2 separate regions of the Homo sapiens genome follow, and region 1 is linked to region 2. Evidence: chromatin loops called from intact Hi-C (ENCODE). Cell type or tissue: PC-3. All regions are shown on one strand. Links, peaks and the distances in the headings refer to the core of each region. The heading gives the core; the rest is flanking DNA. Region 1 has its middle 62 kb from the start of MIR3144. Region 2 has its middle 70 kb from the start of FAM184A.

Region 1 (8,348 bases), core at 129-8,128, 930 kb after region 2:
ATAATGAATTATGAATTGATTTTATATAGGTAAGCTAAATAAAATTAGCTGATGTGTATTTCTAAGTGAAAATTTTCCTTACTGGAAAATTAAATTTTCAAGTATAATTTCCCTATATGTAACACATTCAATACAAATTAGCGTATGTTTAAGGAGTTGTCTAATAAAAATTCAGTTTTTATTCCTTCACAGCTAATGAGGACTGCAAGCCTGAGTAATAAGTTGACAATGTATGTTCATTCAACAAACATTTTTGGACAGTTTCCCCATTACAAGAATTATTTTAGAAATTCAAACAGAAAAAAGACATATATTGCAATTTAGTTTTGGAAGGATATATATGGACATGGTAGGAACAGTAATGACCATGCTACTATGAGCATTTCATTAGGCTAGGATTCTTATATCATTTAATTCTTGCAATCATCTATGATGAAAAGTTTAAGTATTTTATTGGTGAAGAAACTGATGCTCAGACAGTTTTTTGACTAACCCAAAGTTTGACATACAGTAAGCACAAACTGAAGTAGGAATTTGTGCTTTTCTTTTTTTAATCCTTGAGTTCTTTATATCACATCCCACATTTGTTGGCAGATAAATTTTAGTGTACTTATGTGAGAGTGTTTTCTAAATATATAATTAATTACAAGTTGGGAGTTGTTTTTTTTTAAGTTCCAAGGTTAACTGATAACCTTTAAGAACCACCATGCATTGGGACTCAGAGAAAATGTTAGTCTGTCTGCATTTTCATAGAATTAGTATGGTTAATAAATCCTGGCAAATCATTCATAAGTGATTAAGTTACAATGCAGTATTTGACAGCATTATGATTTTGTTTTTAGTTACCTATTTCCATTCTGTATTAAAATGTGCTAGTGCATTTTTAAAGAACAATACATTTTCCTATTTCTGCTTATACATGAGCATTTTATAGCCAAATCAAATAACTCCAATTATTTCTAATGGCAATGTTAGGACTTAAATGATGAGAATCATTTGTTAGATTAAAGTGAATTTACTTCAGATTCCAATTATTTCTAGTGGTCGTAAATCTTTCAGTTTACCTTAAGGGCTCAAGAAACTCCTTCAATGTTTTTGTAAAGGAAAATTGTGCCTTAATGGGAAATGTTATTCTAGATGGGATCCTGCAGCAATCATGATGTGCTATCATTACAGAGATTGATTCTGCTGGAAAGATATAATTCCTAAAGTATCTTTGATGTAACCTTATGTTCCACGTTACAAAAGGAGATAAATTAGCCTTTCTAAGCCGTGACAAATATATGATCATCTGAAATCCAAGATTAAGTCTAAATAGGTTAAAAACAGAAAATACTAGCACATTAAGATCTCTTCTTACAGTTTAAAATTGTGGCAGAGTGTCCAAACATATGGATACTTCTTGGTCCATTATCAGAGTCAAAACTATGAAATAGGAGGCCTCCAGATATTATCTTACTAATTTGCCTTTTTGTAGGGGAATTATTTTATTTTTCAGATATCTTAATTTTTTAGAACCAAAGCCCACATTTTTAAAGAAAAATATATAACTATGTTTCTCAAGAGTAATGTATGGATGCCATTTAAATAAAAGCTACTCTATTCTGAGAGTTTTTAAATTATTTTTATTGTAATATTTTTAAATTTATAAAAACATAGGCTGTAAATTCTTACAGCTATAAACTATACAACCAAAGGCAAATTTGTAAATTGAATACAAGAAAAACAAAAAACCATTCTAATCAAAAGGATTAATTTTATGTAATGCCATTTGCTGAAATTGCATTGTTGCTCAGTGTTCCTTAGGTACCAATGCTATTGCACAGGTCCTTGTGAGCTTAACATGTCTATATTACCTCACAAGATCTGAAAAGTGAATTATTCTACCATTTTCCCCTAGTTGAACTACTGTAAGACATTTACTTATACATTGCGTTCTGATATAATTTGGTCTTTACATAGCAGTGATGAATATGGTATACACATAATTCTGTTTTTATTTCTATTATTTTACTACAATTAAAGTCATCATTTGGCACCAAAAAATATAAGCAAAAACATATTAGTAGGCATTGAAACTGAATAGCAAGTAATGAGTATTATCCAAATTGTTTTAAAATTATTTATTTACTTATATTTAATTCACAATAATTGTATATATTTGTGGGCATGATGTTATGTTTTGTTCTACATACATTGTAGAAAGAGTCAATCAAACTAATATATCTATCACCTCACCAACATTATTTCTTTGTGGTGAAAATGTTAAAAATACAAATATTTTAAAATTAAATTTGGCTTTTCTAGTAGTTTATTGTTATTATAATAATAAAACAAACAAACAATAAAACCAAGAGATGCTGACCTAGGTTAACAGGCATGGAAGAGTAGAGATGACATATCAAACAACTTATCAGCCTAAGGGAACTAGTGTATTTCAAATGAATTTAAGAGACATGACCCTCTAATCATCTTGGCAATATATCTCTGGTCCTCCATGATTAATTCTGAGGTTCCTTCTAGATTAATTAATATCTTAATTTTCAGAATATTTCTGTACTCTTTAAGCTGCAAACATCAGGCACATCAACTGTGTATATGCTATCCTTGAAATTTATACTCTAAAAAGCAATTCCAGGTATCAATACAATGGGGGAATTTAATTGTCCTTCCTAGGTGGGTTATTTTAATTTCCACAAAATGTATTCTTTATCTGTACATTTTGGAAGCTATATGTATTACAAATATCTTCTATCAGTTCATGATTCTTTGTCAATTTCTTTGTGGTATCTTTTGAAAAATATACTTTTAAATTTAAAATTATTTAAATTTAAATTTTTCATTTACAAAATTTTAGTCAATTTGACCAATTGTGTGTGTGTGTCCTATTTAATATATCCTTCCCTACTTCCTGTTCAAAAATTTTTTTTACATTTATGACAGATTAAAGATTTATTTTCACATTAAGTTCTTAATCCATTTGTAAATAATTTTTATTTGAGGAATCTGTTATGGGCTGAATTGTTGCCCCACAAAATTTATATGTTGAAACCTTAACCCCCATTACCTCAGAATATGATTATCTTTGGAGATAAGGTTTTCAAAGAGGTAATTAATTTAAGATCATTAGGGTGGGTCCTAATCCAATATGACCAGTGACCTTAAAAAAAGAGGACATTCAGATAGAAACATCAGGGATGAGCACACACAAGGGAAAGACCATGCCAGGACACTGTGAGAAGGTGACCACCTGCTAGCTAAGGGGAGGGGTTTCAAAAGAAACCAAACCTGCTGACACCTCAGTTTGGTCTTTTAGCTTTCCAAGTTCTGAAAAATAAATTTCTGCTGTTTAAGCCTCACAGTCTGTGGTATTTCATTAAGCAGCTATGGCAAACTAATAGACTATCACATTTTGTTTTCCACAAATGCAAGCAACCATTACAGGGGCATTTTTTAGTCTCTTCTCTTCCCACTGCTCTGCAGTACAACTTCTGTTCATGTATCAAGTTTGCATTTACGCGTGGATCTTTTTTTTAGGATCTCTATTCCATTTGATTACTCAGTCTGGCCCATTCTACACTATTGTATCTACTGCAGCTTGAAAATATAACTTGATAGAGCAAATACACTTACATATCATTACCTTAATCACCATGATTCCTTTTAAATTTAATATTTTTTTGAATTCATAGCCCAAGGTCTTATTAAGGCAAGGAAAACAACAGACTCTCAAGAACTACAAATAGTGAAGTGCCAAGAATGAACAAATAAATTTGAGAAGAAAAGTTAAAGTAATTGAAATGTTAGAAATGAAAACTATAATGGATTAAATTATTTAAAAAACCTCATTGGGTGGCTTAAACAATGAAAATACAGGTGAATGGACAATGTGGTAAGCTGTTAGATGTATCTAAAGTAATTCAACATGCCACACAGAAAGATGGAAAAATTTATATGAAAGAAATGGTAAGAGCTACATGAGAGAATATTAAAGTTTAACAGGTGTCATAGAATCACAGACAGAGAAACAGAAAATGGGTGCCTAATATTTGAAAGAAAATTGCTACAAGTTTTTCGTAGATAAGATATAAATTCACAGGTCCAGGATTTGTTAGATATCACTAGAAGCACTAAGAAAAATCAATCTGAGCCCAAACATGTTAGAGTATAAATATAGAACACAAAGGTAGAAAGAAAATGAAAATCTTTTATGCAGTCAGAAGAAAGGAAAAAAAAAAGAATGACAATTAGACAATAATAGAATTCTCAATTGCAGCAATAGAGGGCAGAAGAAAAATCTTCAAATTGTTGAGAAAAAAGTTATTAACAATCTACCTTTAGATTCCTACATATAGTACCTTTCAAGGAAAATTATGAATAAAACTGTCACCAAAATGGCCAGCACAAAGGTAATCCTTTAGGATACATTTCAAAAAGAAGAAAAATAATCTGAGATTAAAGCTCTGTGTTACCAGAAAGAATGATCAGCAAATCATATGATAAATGGGTATGTGAGCAGCTGACTATGTGATCTTCCTCTGTAGGAGTCCTGCAGCCCTAAATTTGGTGAGCTTTCCTCCAGACAAGTTTGCTGCTGCTTCTGCCTGTCTCCAGCGGCACCTACTGTCTGGAAACAGCCTCAGGACTCTTCAACTTTCTGCCTCAATAAAGGCATCTGGTTTCAATCAGTGCTCAGACACACCTGAGGGCAGCTTTGCCTGTGGCACCCACCCACAGGGAACCACAGTCTTCCCATTTGCCTCTTGCTCCTGGCTTCCAGCTTTGTTCCTAGGGTAGCATGTTTGTTTTGTTTTCTTTGAGTGTGTCTGTGTGTGTTTGAGGGGCATATTTATGTCGGGGTGGGTGGGGCGTGATGTGGTGTTATGATTACCTAAGGGTCTTCCTCTACTCTCATGTGGGCTAAAACTGGATGTTCTGCCCGTATATGTACTAGGGGGGCACCAAGAGCATCTGATTGGCCATGATGCTGGTCGCAGCCATTTAATACTTTCTTATCCTCTATAGATGACAAATGCAGCTTTTGTAGCTGTGAAGATACAATATATCTGAGGCAAAGCAGGGTTGACTTGTTTTGTTTCATAGAAGTAGGGACATTTCATTCTCCTCATTTTTAAATGTCATGAAAATCTTTGCAAACATAAAAAACCTTGCAAACAACAATATGTAACAGAAACAAAAACAATGACCAACAGTAGTTTAGAAAGTTATAAAGAAACAGAGGCTTTTTTTTGTCTTAATAACAATTCTCAAGGACTGCTAATTACCTCTTACATTGTTTTCCTGATTTCTTTGACCTGAATTTTGTTGTAGCACTTATTGCTAGAGTAAAGCAATGTTTTTTGCCCCTCCATCTATTCCATTTACTTTAGTTTATTACTTGCCGTTTTTAGTTATTAGATTAGAAGGGTCTGCTTAGTTCACATGTGTCTGTCTCTTTATATCTTTATCCATCTGGCAGTGGTAACTTAAAAGATTTTGAACTTTGGAACCTTATTAGAAGAGATATACTAAATATTTATATGCATAAATACACTAAAAAGTTTAATTCATTATGACACATGTAGTTAATAAATAATAATTTCTAAAATTCTCTTCCTATATTTTTAGAATAATAATAATGAACAAAACTGCTGTTTTGCTTTCCCCATTTAGAATGACTGCTCCCACGTAGAACTCCAGGTGGCCTTGTCCCTGTGGCATGTTAATTATTATGTAAGAATTGCTATGTTACATTTCTCCAAAAGAAAGTTATGGTCTGAGGACCATAAATGAGTGCACTAGGGTCTAAGATATTCCAGGAACTTTACAACTTGTCCTCTTATTTTTGATTTAGAAGGTCAGTTTTATGTATTCTGGGATCACCAGTGAACTAAGTTCTTTTGATTTTTTTTCATAAGTTTTGCTGATTTGTGTATATTTATTTGACGTTGTATTCTCCAGTATGGAAATATTTTCCTAATATCAGTATATATTTTTGTGTGAGAACTACTGAAATGTGACAAATATAAATCATTGCTTTTTGTGGGACAATCTTATTTTACCAAAGTAACTAGCTATAGTAATTTCATCTGCAGCAAGTCAGAATTTTGTTTATATGAACTTGCTCGCTAAAGGCTACGAGAGTGGCCTAGAATAGCTTTTGCTATTATACTTACCATGAATACTGTAGCATGAGCCTTTCTGCCAAATTTCTTGTCTTTTAGAAGCATTGGTTAAGAAGCTTTGGTGAGGAGTGGCTTTACTGTTTTCATATTGTAAGTCACATGAATCACTCTCCTGTTTACAAATTATGAAGTATATGAAGTACAAAAGCTCATTAATACAAGTGTTTTGTTTTGTTTTGGTTTATATTGCCATTTATGATTTGATTTTCTAAAGAAATTTTAGGTTTGCAGCAAAATTGATCAGAAAGGGTTCCTATTTACCTGCTGCTGTCATACATACACAACCCCCCAATATCAACATCTCCCACCAGAGTGGTACATGTGTTGTAAATGATAAACATACACTGACGCATCATCATCTCCCAAAGTTTGTAGTTTACATTAGGATTTACTGTTTTAGTAGTGTACATTCTGTGGCTTTGGACAAATGTATAATGAATAATATCATAGAGAGTATTTTCACTGCCCTAAAAATCCTCTATGCTCTGCCTATTGAGTCTCTTCCCACCCCAAGTCCCTGGCAATCATTGATCTTTTTACTGTTTCATTGTTTTGTCTTTTCCAGAATGTCATACATTTAGAATTACAGCACTTAGCCTTTTCAGATTTTCTTCTTGCACTTAGTATTATTTATTTAAGTTTCCTTTATGCTTTCTCATAGACATTTCTTTTTGGAAGTGAATAAATAGTATTTCATTGTCTGGGTGTATAAGGTTTTTTGGTCCATTTACCTACTGAAAAACATCTCTGTTACTTCTAAGCTGCAGCAATTGAATGAATGAGGGTGCTATAAATATCCAAGTGCAGGTTTTTGTGCAGACATAAGCTTTCAACTCCTTTGGAGAGTGATTGTTGGATTATGTGGACAGAGTACGTTCAGTTTGTGAAAAACTGACAAATTGTCTGCAAAGTGGTTGTACAATTTTATATTCACATCAGCAGTGAATTTGCCTGTTGCTCCACATCCTCACCAGCGTTTGATGTCAACAGTGTCCCAGATTTTGGCCACTATAATAGATATATAGTATTATCTCATCATTCTTAATTTGAGTCCCTGATAACAAATGATGTGGAGTATCTTCACATGCTTATTTTCCATCAGTGTATCACTTTTGTAAGGTGTCTATTTAGGTCTTATGCACATGAAAATAATCAGGTTTTTTATTTTCTTATTGTTGAGTTTTAAAAGATTGTCGTATGTTTTGAGTGACAGTCCTTTGAGTGACAGATGTGTCTTTGCAAATATTTTATCCCTGTCTGTGGCTTATCTTCTCATTCTCTTGAATATGTCATTTGCAAAGAAGTTTTTAATTTTAATAAAGTCCAGGTTATCAATCATGTTTTCCAATGGGTCATGCTTTTAGTCAGTATCTAAAAAGTCATCTTCATAACCAAGTTCTTTCATATGTTTTCCTATGCAATTTTCCAGTTTTATAGTTTTACATTTTACATTTAAGTCTATGATCCATTTTTAATTCGTTTGTGTGACAAGTAAAAAGTCAGTCTATATATGTATGTGTATATGTGTGTGTGTATATATATATACATAGCATATATATATATATACACACACAGCATATATATATATATATATATATATATATATATATATATATATAGCATATGGATGTCTAGTTGTTCCAGAAACATTTGTTGAAAAGACTATTTTTTTCTCCATTGTATTGCCTTTGCTTCCTTGTTAAGGATTAATTGACTATATGTGGTTCTAGTTCTAGGCTGTCTATTCTGTAAATTGTTCTATTTGCCAATTCTTTTGTCAATACTACACCATCTTGGTTATTGTAGCTTTACCGTTAGTGTTAAGGTCAACTAGTGTCAGTCCTCCGACTTTGCTGTTCTCTTCACTGTTGTGTTGGCTATTCTGAGTCTTTTGCCTCTCCACACAAATTTTAGAATGCATTTGTTAATATCCACAAAATAACTTGGGATTTTGTTTGAGATTGCATTGATCTATAAATTATAAAGAAATGACATTTTGACAATATTGCATCTTCCTATCCATGAACATGGAATATCTCTCCATTCTTCTTTGATTTCTTTCATTAGAGGTTTGTTGTTTTTATCATTCAGATCTAATGCATGTTTTGTCATATCAGATTTATATTAAATATTTCATTTTAGGAGTTGTTAATGTAAATGGTA
Region 2 (8,311 bases), core at 312-8,311:
CCCTTCACGCCGGCACACACTCTGCCACTGTTAGTCCAAACTGCTGTTAGAGTCAGCGTGGCTCAGGTGTTTAGCATCTGCTCCTGAGACTGACAGTGCTAGGTTCTTTTCTCAAAAGACTTGGGGAACAAACTCTTTCTTTGCTAGTAGGTGAGCGATTCTAATTGCATTTCTTCTTTATTTTGCTAGCTTGTGGTGAAGATAAAAGTCATGAGAGTCTTTTCTATGGACTGTCCCTGCCTCCAAAAGCATGCTGCTTAGTAGCAGAGCTCTGGCTAAGAAATGGGAGACAGTGCTGAGCTGCTGCCAGCTCCCGTGACGTGCCCCCTGGCCTAGGGGGTGGTAGATGGGTGGTATATGCCTCTATTTTGTTTGCACCCCTGCTTGTCTTTGTGTCACTGACATACACATTCACAGTCTGATTTACTTAATGTCTGCAACTAATTCTACTGAGAGTTTACAGAGTGCAAAAGGGCATCATAGATCAAGCAACATCATCGCGTTATGTGATAAATGTATTGGTCCTTCTCTGTCTGGCTCTCCAGGTCCACTCTCCACCCTTCTCTGCTGACCTCTAGGCATGGCATGTCCAGTGCTTCCCTTGTGCTGTAGCTGCAGCTGGTTTGTTCTTGAGTGGCACTGGCCAGAGATTGGCAGGCAGGAGGAGAATCCATCCATGGCAGGTATTCTCTCTGCTCCCTCTCTGCTGGTCCCTACCAACATCGAGACCCCTGTGGAGGGTTGGGTGGAGTGGCCTATCATGGCCACCTCTCTCCCCAGGTTGCAGCAACAGCTTCCTCCCATTGTCTGCTAGGCTGTAGGGGTGTAAGAGCTTCCTGTTGTTGCTAGGCCCTGGGAGATAACTATCTTTTATTGGCTTCTTTAGCTCTTACCCACACTTCTGCAAATACACCCTTCTGTCATTAAACCCTTCAATCACTCCTTTGGGTACGATCTGATTCCTGCTGGGACTCTGACTCAGTGAGTGCCAGGAAAAAAATACCACAGAGAACCAAGGGGCTAGGAAACAGCAAATAATATCAAAAATAAAAGTGAAAAGTTGGTTGATACACTTAGGTTCACTGCCTCACTGGCTGGCGTTTTTGACATGAAAGGCCCTTTGGCTTGGTTTCTTATTTTCAGTAGTCTGCAAATCTTTTAAGGCATCCATCCTCTGTATATTTCAACCACATTCCTCTCCACAAATAAGGCGTGAGTGTTTTGAGGACCAACTATTAGGAAGAGTTATGCACCAGTGACCCAATTCAAAAGGATAATAGTAATCATACTGATAACAGTGACAGCTAATATTAATATTTATTGTTTATCATATACCAGGCATTGTGCTAAATCTTTAGGTATCATCTCACTGAATCTTCACATCAGCTCCATTAAGCAAAAACATGATTTTTACAGGGAAGGAAATCAGACTTACAGAGGCTAAATATTTGCACATGATTTTACAGCTAGAAGTTGAACCGAGGCAATCTGACACCAGAGCCAGAGCTCTTAACTAGTATTGCACAGGTATTTCCCCAAATGTGGCACTAGTACCACTAGCGGCATAGGAGACCATCTGGGGACAGTCTATGGGTGAAGAGTTTGATTTGTTTAGTTATGTATTTATAGTTAGGATTACCTTCTATTTATGACAGGTGATATTGACTTTTCATTTTCAATAGTGATATAATTTCCCTTTCAAAATAAATATAATTAAAAATAAATAAATAAATTTAAAGGAAAACATTGAGGAACTATGTAGGCTGAGTATAGATATGGCCAAAATTAATGACTGAAATTTGGGGAACTCTGTACATTCCACACTGGCCCGCAGTGTGCTCCACATGTTCACACAGAACAAGACTGCTAGAAATGAGAAAAATTATATACCATCTGCTCTTCAGTGCCTTTCCCGATTAACTTACGTGTGTGTGTGTGTGTGTGTGTGTGTGTGTGTGTGTGTGTGTGTTTATTTGGAGACAGAGGCTCGCTATGTTACCCAGGCTGGAGTGTGGTGACGTGATCACAGCCCACTGCAGCCTTGAACTCCTGGGCTCAAGCGATCCTCCTGCCTCAGCCTTCCAAGTAGCAAGGACTACCAGTATAAGCCACTATGCCTAGCTTAAATCACCCATATTTTCCCATTTCCAGATACTATTCATAATACAGTCAGTTTTGCTATAACTAGGGTTTCGGTGTCACCAATTGGCTCATATGAATTTGACAAATAAGGAATAATGTCAGCATAGTATGGGGGTTGTTGGTCGACATGTATCTTTTCCCAGATGAGAGATGCTGTAAAAATGGGAGTAGAGTTAAAATCACTAGCAGGAAAGGAATAGTCACCCTCTCCCCTGGTGCACAGATTGGAGCTCTTCCAACTCTCCTTGAATTAAAAAGGAGTGCCTGTACCCAGGGTTTCCTCCCAGAGATGTGCACCCCCAGGCTTGCATTTATAGCTCTTGCCCTTTCCACATGATAGTCACTACATTCCAGAAAAAAACAAATGTAGTTTATTATCAGGATAGAGCCAGGGCCCCAAACCCTAGTTAGAGGCACTAAGACATCCAGCGGGGGCAGTGGCAGGCTCTGTTTTTTTTTTTTTTGTTTTTTTGTCTCCCAGATGCCTACAAAATGTGCCACCCTAACATCAATACCACGAACACAAGCACCACTTCCTCCTCTTTCTCCTGAATCTGAAGTCTCTTCCAAGTTCCTCATCCAGTCATGACTAAGGCAGCAAATAATCAAGTTGCTTCAGCTACATAGTAGTGGCTGGAAGAGGGTTTAGCGTGGGTGCATCCTAGCTGTGGGTCTGATCGATGATACAACCTGGTATTAACCGCTGGGCTTCCAACTGGTCCTGTCCCCTTGAAGACTTGATTCTGACTGGGGATAGGGTGGGGTGGGTGGGGCCTTTTGCCAATTCCAACTCCTCATTGTTTGCTGACATAAGATGAGGGCTCCCAACCCCCACCACCTCTTGCCAGGCTGATCCTTGCTTGAGTCATAGCAGGGATGACTCAGAGATGATAGACTGAATCTAGAAACAGACCAGACCACATGTAAAAATAGATCTTTGACCCACTCTCTGTACCAGAGAAGGAAACCAACCCCCTTATGTACAATAAATAACCCAGGAAGTCAGCCTGCTCGAACTCAGACTTGTAGGAAGCCAGGCTGCTGTCTCTGGTGACAATCCAGGAAGCTGAACAATAACTTCTGTAACAATCAGCCAGAAATGGCCAGGACCTGATTAATAACGGACAGCTTCCCTAACTTTTGTCACCATTTTAAATTTAGGAACAACCAGAGAAAGCCAAATCTGTACCTACCCCTAACCAATCACACAGTGTGCCCTGCTTCCAGTTAGCCCACCTGCAGCTTCCCCAGGCCAACAGCCTCCCATCAGGGCACACCTCAAGACTTCCCTTTTTTTCCACTCTAAAGCTTTCCCAGTGCTTTGCCTGTGATGGGGTCTCTGACAAAATGCAAGTGATGGTGGCCAACTTCATTGCTATAGCAAGCTCAGAATAAATAGCCTTTGCTTTTTCTCATTTGGTTGGTCTTTGTCTATTTCCATGGAACCTATAACCTGCTTACTGTCAACCCACCCACCCTAGTTCCCTGCCTAGCAATGAAACTCCATACCTCAACTTCTCCTATATGGACAAGATTTCTTCCTCTGCTGGGAAGAAGATCGTGGCCAGGAGAGTGTCAGCAGAAGCACTTTCCTGGGAAGGAGCCCAGGCAGGGCTTGGCTGGACTTCTGGTGATCTCCTGAGTGAGGTGCATGGAATGCCTGTCTTCTTCTAAGAGCCAGTGACCAGGGAAGACTGTAACTGGGTTTTAGCTCCAGTTGCTATTTTATTTCCCAGTCCCACCTACCCCACGAGAGTTGGAGCCTAGCCACATTCTTCTCAGTGATGAAAGTGTTGCGTATGAACCCAAGCCCACTAGTATGGCCCTAACCCCCACTGGGTAAATGTCCTCTCTGCCAGCTGCCTGTCCCCACGGCCAAGTCCAACTGTCTGGATTCTCTTTGTCCCGCCCCTGCTCTGCCTGCAGGGAGCCTCTCAGCTCTTTCTTTCTTAACCCCTTCCCCAGCACACTATTGCTGCCAGCATCAGATGTGTGACTAGCCAGCACTGTTCTATAAGCCTCCCAACACCATGAAACTGGAATCATTCAGTCATCCTGCCAGGCTTAGATCCAGCAGAATTTTTGAACAGATTGAGAAGTGGCCACATGATGGCACTATAAATCTAGCAATGCCCTCAGAAAGTTGGCAAACTGCAAAGCTCCAGGGAATCAGGATCTGTATTTTTTTTTTTTTAATGAATGTCAGAAAAGTGAAAACTGGTAATGGTCAATAGCCCCCAGAAAATCTTGATCTTATTTTGCTCAGGATTCTTCCTGATCAATGGCCATTTGTTTTTGACACTTGCCAAACATTAGCTATCCCTCTTCAGCACGCATCCCACCGCCCAATGCTGTCTTCGCTTTGTACTCAACGCATGCACATTTCTGTTCTAAATAGTCTGCCGGTTGCTATGAACACAAAAATAGACACACAAAGATTTAAGAAAGATGGAAATGTCTTACCTAAGCATGAGTGAAATGATTTCTTCTTTTGTTTTGGTCCATCATTATGCTAAATAAACGGAAGCCTTTTCCCTCTTCACACGCAGAGCTGAGCCAATCACAGGCACAAATGAAAATTGCCTATCTCTAGAAACAAATCCCTTGGCCGTCCTGGTTGATTAGTCATTACACATTTACATAGCACAGAAAAGGTTGCCCAGGTAATCATACAAACATTTGATATTTTCCCATGCCTTCTCTTGGCTGATCCAAATTCTTTGGAATTGAGATTTTTTTGTGTACCCTTTTAAAAATGAGCACTGTGAGATTTACTCAGACCTCTGATTTTTTCATGTGAGTGAATCATAGCCTGGTATGCCCTGAGCTTTGCATGAAAGGCAGCACAGCACAGTGGAGAAAATACATCTTCAGGCTCAAGTGGTGATGGGTAGTGGCCGGGGGCAACCTGAATCCTGGCTCAACTCTTTCTTGCTTTCTTGGCCAGCTGCTCTCTACTTCTTTGACTTTCAATATGCTTATCTGTGAACTGGGATAAAGAGTACTGAACTTCTAAGTTTTTTTAGGGGACTAAATGAGATAATGTAATGTATGTAATAGGTGTTCAACCAAGGGTAGCTAGTATTCTTCTGAGTAGAGTGGATGACTCCAGTGTGTAACCTATGGCCAAGCAACTGAAAGGTGGAGAAAGTTCCTCATGCTCTTTTGGAAATCTCATGTGGTGATTAAGAGCATGGTTTTTTGCATCAAACTGTCTGCATCCATACCATAGTTCTACTATCTTTGTAGTAGATGCAATAGAAAAGCGTAAGCAAAGCTTTCTAAGTCTCACCGTCTTGGTTTGTAATGTCAGTAATCATAGCCCCTGCCTCATGATGCTGGTGTGAGCCTGAATGAGACAATGCATGTGTTAGGGGTTGGTTTGTGTCCCAGAAAACGTGTTGAAGTCCAAACACCCAGTACCTGTAGGGTGACCTTATTTAGAAATAGAGTCTTTGCAGATGATCAAGTTAACATGAAGTCATTAGAGTGAGCCCTAGTCGAGTGCAACTAATGTGCTTATAGAAACAGGAAATTTGGACACAGAGGTACCCACACAAGGAGAACACTGTGAAGATGAAGGCACAGATCAGGATGAGGCATCTGTAAGCTAACAAATGCCCAAAATTGCCAACAAACGATAAGATGCTAGGAGAGAGGTATGGAACAGGTTCTCCCCGACAGCCCTCAGAAGGAACCAGCACTACTGACACATTGATCTTGGACTTCTAGCCTCCAGAACCGTGAGACAATACATTTCTGTTGTTTAAGCTCCCAGTTGGTGGTGCTTTGTTATGGCAGCCCTAGCAAACTAATACAGCATGGATGTATGTGACCCAGGGCATGCCTCCTAGTAAGCAGCCAGTAAATGTTCGACACTATTGCTGTTGATGTGGCTAGTGAGATCTCCACTTTATCTTTTTTATTTATGTATTTATTTTTGAGATGGAGTCTTGCTCTGTCACCATGCTGAAGTACAGTGGCATGATCTTGGCTCACTGCAACCTCTGCCTCCCAGGTTCAAGCGATTCTCCTGCCTCAGCCTCCAGAGTAGCTGGGAATATAGGCGCACACCACCATGCCCAGCTAATTTTTGTATTTTTAGTAGAGACGGGGTTTCACCATTTGGCCAGGATGGTCTCAATCTCTTGACCTTGTGATACATCCACCTCAGGCTCCCAAAGTGCTGGGATTACAGGCGTGAGCCACTGCACCCGGCCACCACTTTTTCTAATCAGTAGCTTTGCACAGGAATATTCCCAGCTGGTTTCTCCTACCTGTTACTAGAACCCACTTTTCACTGTGATGCTTAAACATGTGCAGAAAAGAAAAGAATATCCAAAAGCAGATTTCGATCAAGCTGTTGTTTAGATTTTTGGACCATTTAAATACCTTGAGCAGAGATTATTAAATAGAAAGGCCAGTGTATAAAGAATGGTTTTATACAAGGTGAGGGTAGAACCAGACAACACCCGTGATTACATTGCGAGGTGTTTTGGCAGATGTCAGATCCATGGCTAACACAAGACAAACCAGCAGTACCGAGTGTGGGGACGTGGATTCCTGATTTGCTGTTCACGCATCTCTGGGGAGGGGAAGTTCACCTCATGAAAGGCACATGATTCATAGCAGGGCTCCTTGGTGGCTGCTTTTTTTTTTTAACACTTGTTCTGCAGCAGCACAAAGGAAACAGTTTTATTCTTTAATTACTTGATATGAACTGTCTCACTGATGACAACTGTGCAGAAGTCTTGCAGAACCTATCTGGCCTGTAACTTGAGTTTGGATCTTGGCATCCTAACTGTCTGTAAGCCATCAGAATCTCTAAAACCACCTACACAGCAGAGAAGCCTGTACAGCTCCTGACTCATAGAAGGGTTCAATAATAAGTATTCGGTGTTAGAATAAATGAGCTGTGGGCCAGGTGCGGTGGCTCACGCCTGTAATCCCAGCACTTTGGGAGGCTGAGGCGGGTGGATTGCCTGAGCTCAGGAGTTGGAGACCAGCCTGGGCCACGTGGGGAAACCCCATCTCTACTAAAATCCAAAAAAAAAAAAAAAAAAAAAAAAAAAAAAAAGATTAGCTGGGTGTGGTGGCGCATGCCTGTAATCCCAGCTACTGAGGAGGCTGAGGCAGGAGAATTGCTGGAACCCAGAAGGCAAATGTTGCAGTGAGCTGAGATAGTGCCACTGCACTCCAGCTTGTGCAACAAGAGTGAGACTCCATCTCCAAAAAAAAAAAAAAAAAAAAGCTGCAAAAATAAATACATATTTTACTAATACTTGATTCTGGGACATAAAGATCATTAGGACAGCTTTATAGGAAAATATGCTTTTAAAGTTTGAGGTAGGAAGCCTTGGTGGTCTTTTTTTTCTGGAGAAATTAAAATTTCAAGCATTTCCTTCCTCTCATACATGCTGTGTACAAACCATCCCTAGAAATGAACTGTCTGGAGTATTTTATTTCTTAATTAATCCAGTTTTGCTATTTGGTGTAAACAGGATGATGTTCAGGCTGAATGAAAGAACAGGAAAGTTTAGGGGATACAATTCAAGGAGGAGTTTCAACTCCCTCCACATCTGCTGCTCTATTTTGCTTTAAATTAGATTTTAAAATTAATTTAATTTTTCATTTGAAACTGCTGCGCTCTCCACCATCTCTCTTTCTTTTCTTCCAGTAACTGGTCCTCCTCTCTGTGGCCCTGGTACTTCCCAGAGCAAACACTGCATCATCTGACAGTTCTTTTTCCATCATTTTTTTTTTCATTACTTAGCCAGACTGGTAATTTATTAGTAAGAAGAAGATGGTATCAGCTGACAGGACTAGGCTTATGGGCATATGAGAAAGACAAAGATCTCTCTCGCCAATTATAGAAATTCCAAGTTGTGATCCACTTCTTTCTAGCAAGCACCACCCTCTTTTAACATGAAAAGACTCAAAACACAACAGTAGATAATTTGACACGTCACCTTAACTTCTGCATCTGGAAAACTGAGACACAACATGGGATACCTATTTCATGGAGCTATTGTTGGAAATCATATTTTCAAGTATTTATTAATTCTCAGCTTCCCACCAAAGTTTTGATCTTCTGACCACAGACATCATACAAGAAAAGAATATAAGATAAAATAAAGGAATCAGGAACAACGAAATTACTCATAATAGT

Evidence for each region. A loop is a pair of places that touch in the nucleus more often than their neighbours do. Peaks named below come from ENCODE experiments on the same cell type or tissue, not always from the same donor. Only the 100,000 strongest peaks of a DNase experiment are listed, where the experiment ranks them.
Region 1: a loop joins it to region 2, with 5 times the contacts of the local background. A loop is called at or near these places in 8 of 110 quality-filtered maps.

What each region holds. Positions count from the first base shown.
Region 1 is chr6:120,073,032-120,081,379 of GRCh38, forward strand. No RefSeq gene overlaps it. Among named protein-coding and RNA genes, the nearest start is that of MIR3144, 62 kb to the left of the region's middle. In PC-3, for the core only: a CTCF peak has its summit at 4,608 (motif pointing left); no DNase peak of the experiment used is centred there.
Region 2 is chr6:119,144,473-119,152,783 of GRCh38, forward strand. It overlaps a transcript of FAM184A not described here. Among named protein-coding and RNA genes, the nearest start is that of FAM184A, 70 kb to the left of the region's middle. RefSeq lists an enhancer at 2,973-3,042. In PC-3, for the core only: a CTCF peak has its summit at 4,257 (motif pointing right); DNase peaks (open chromatin) are centred at 899, 3,029 and 4,219; H3K4me3 peaks cover 1,447 bases; H3K27ac peaks cover 3,393 bases.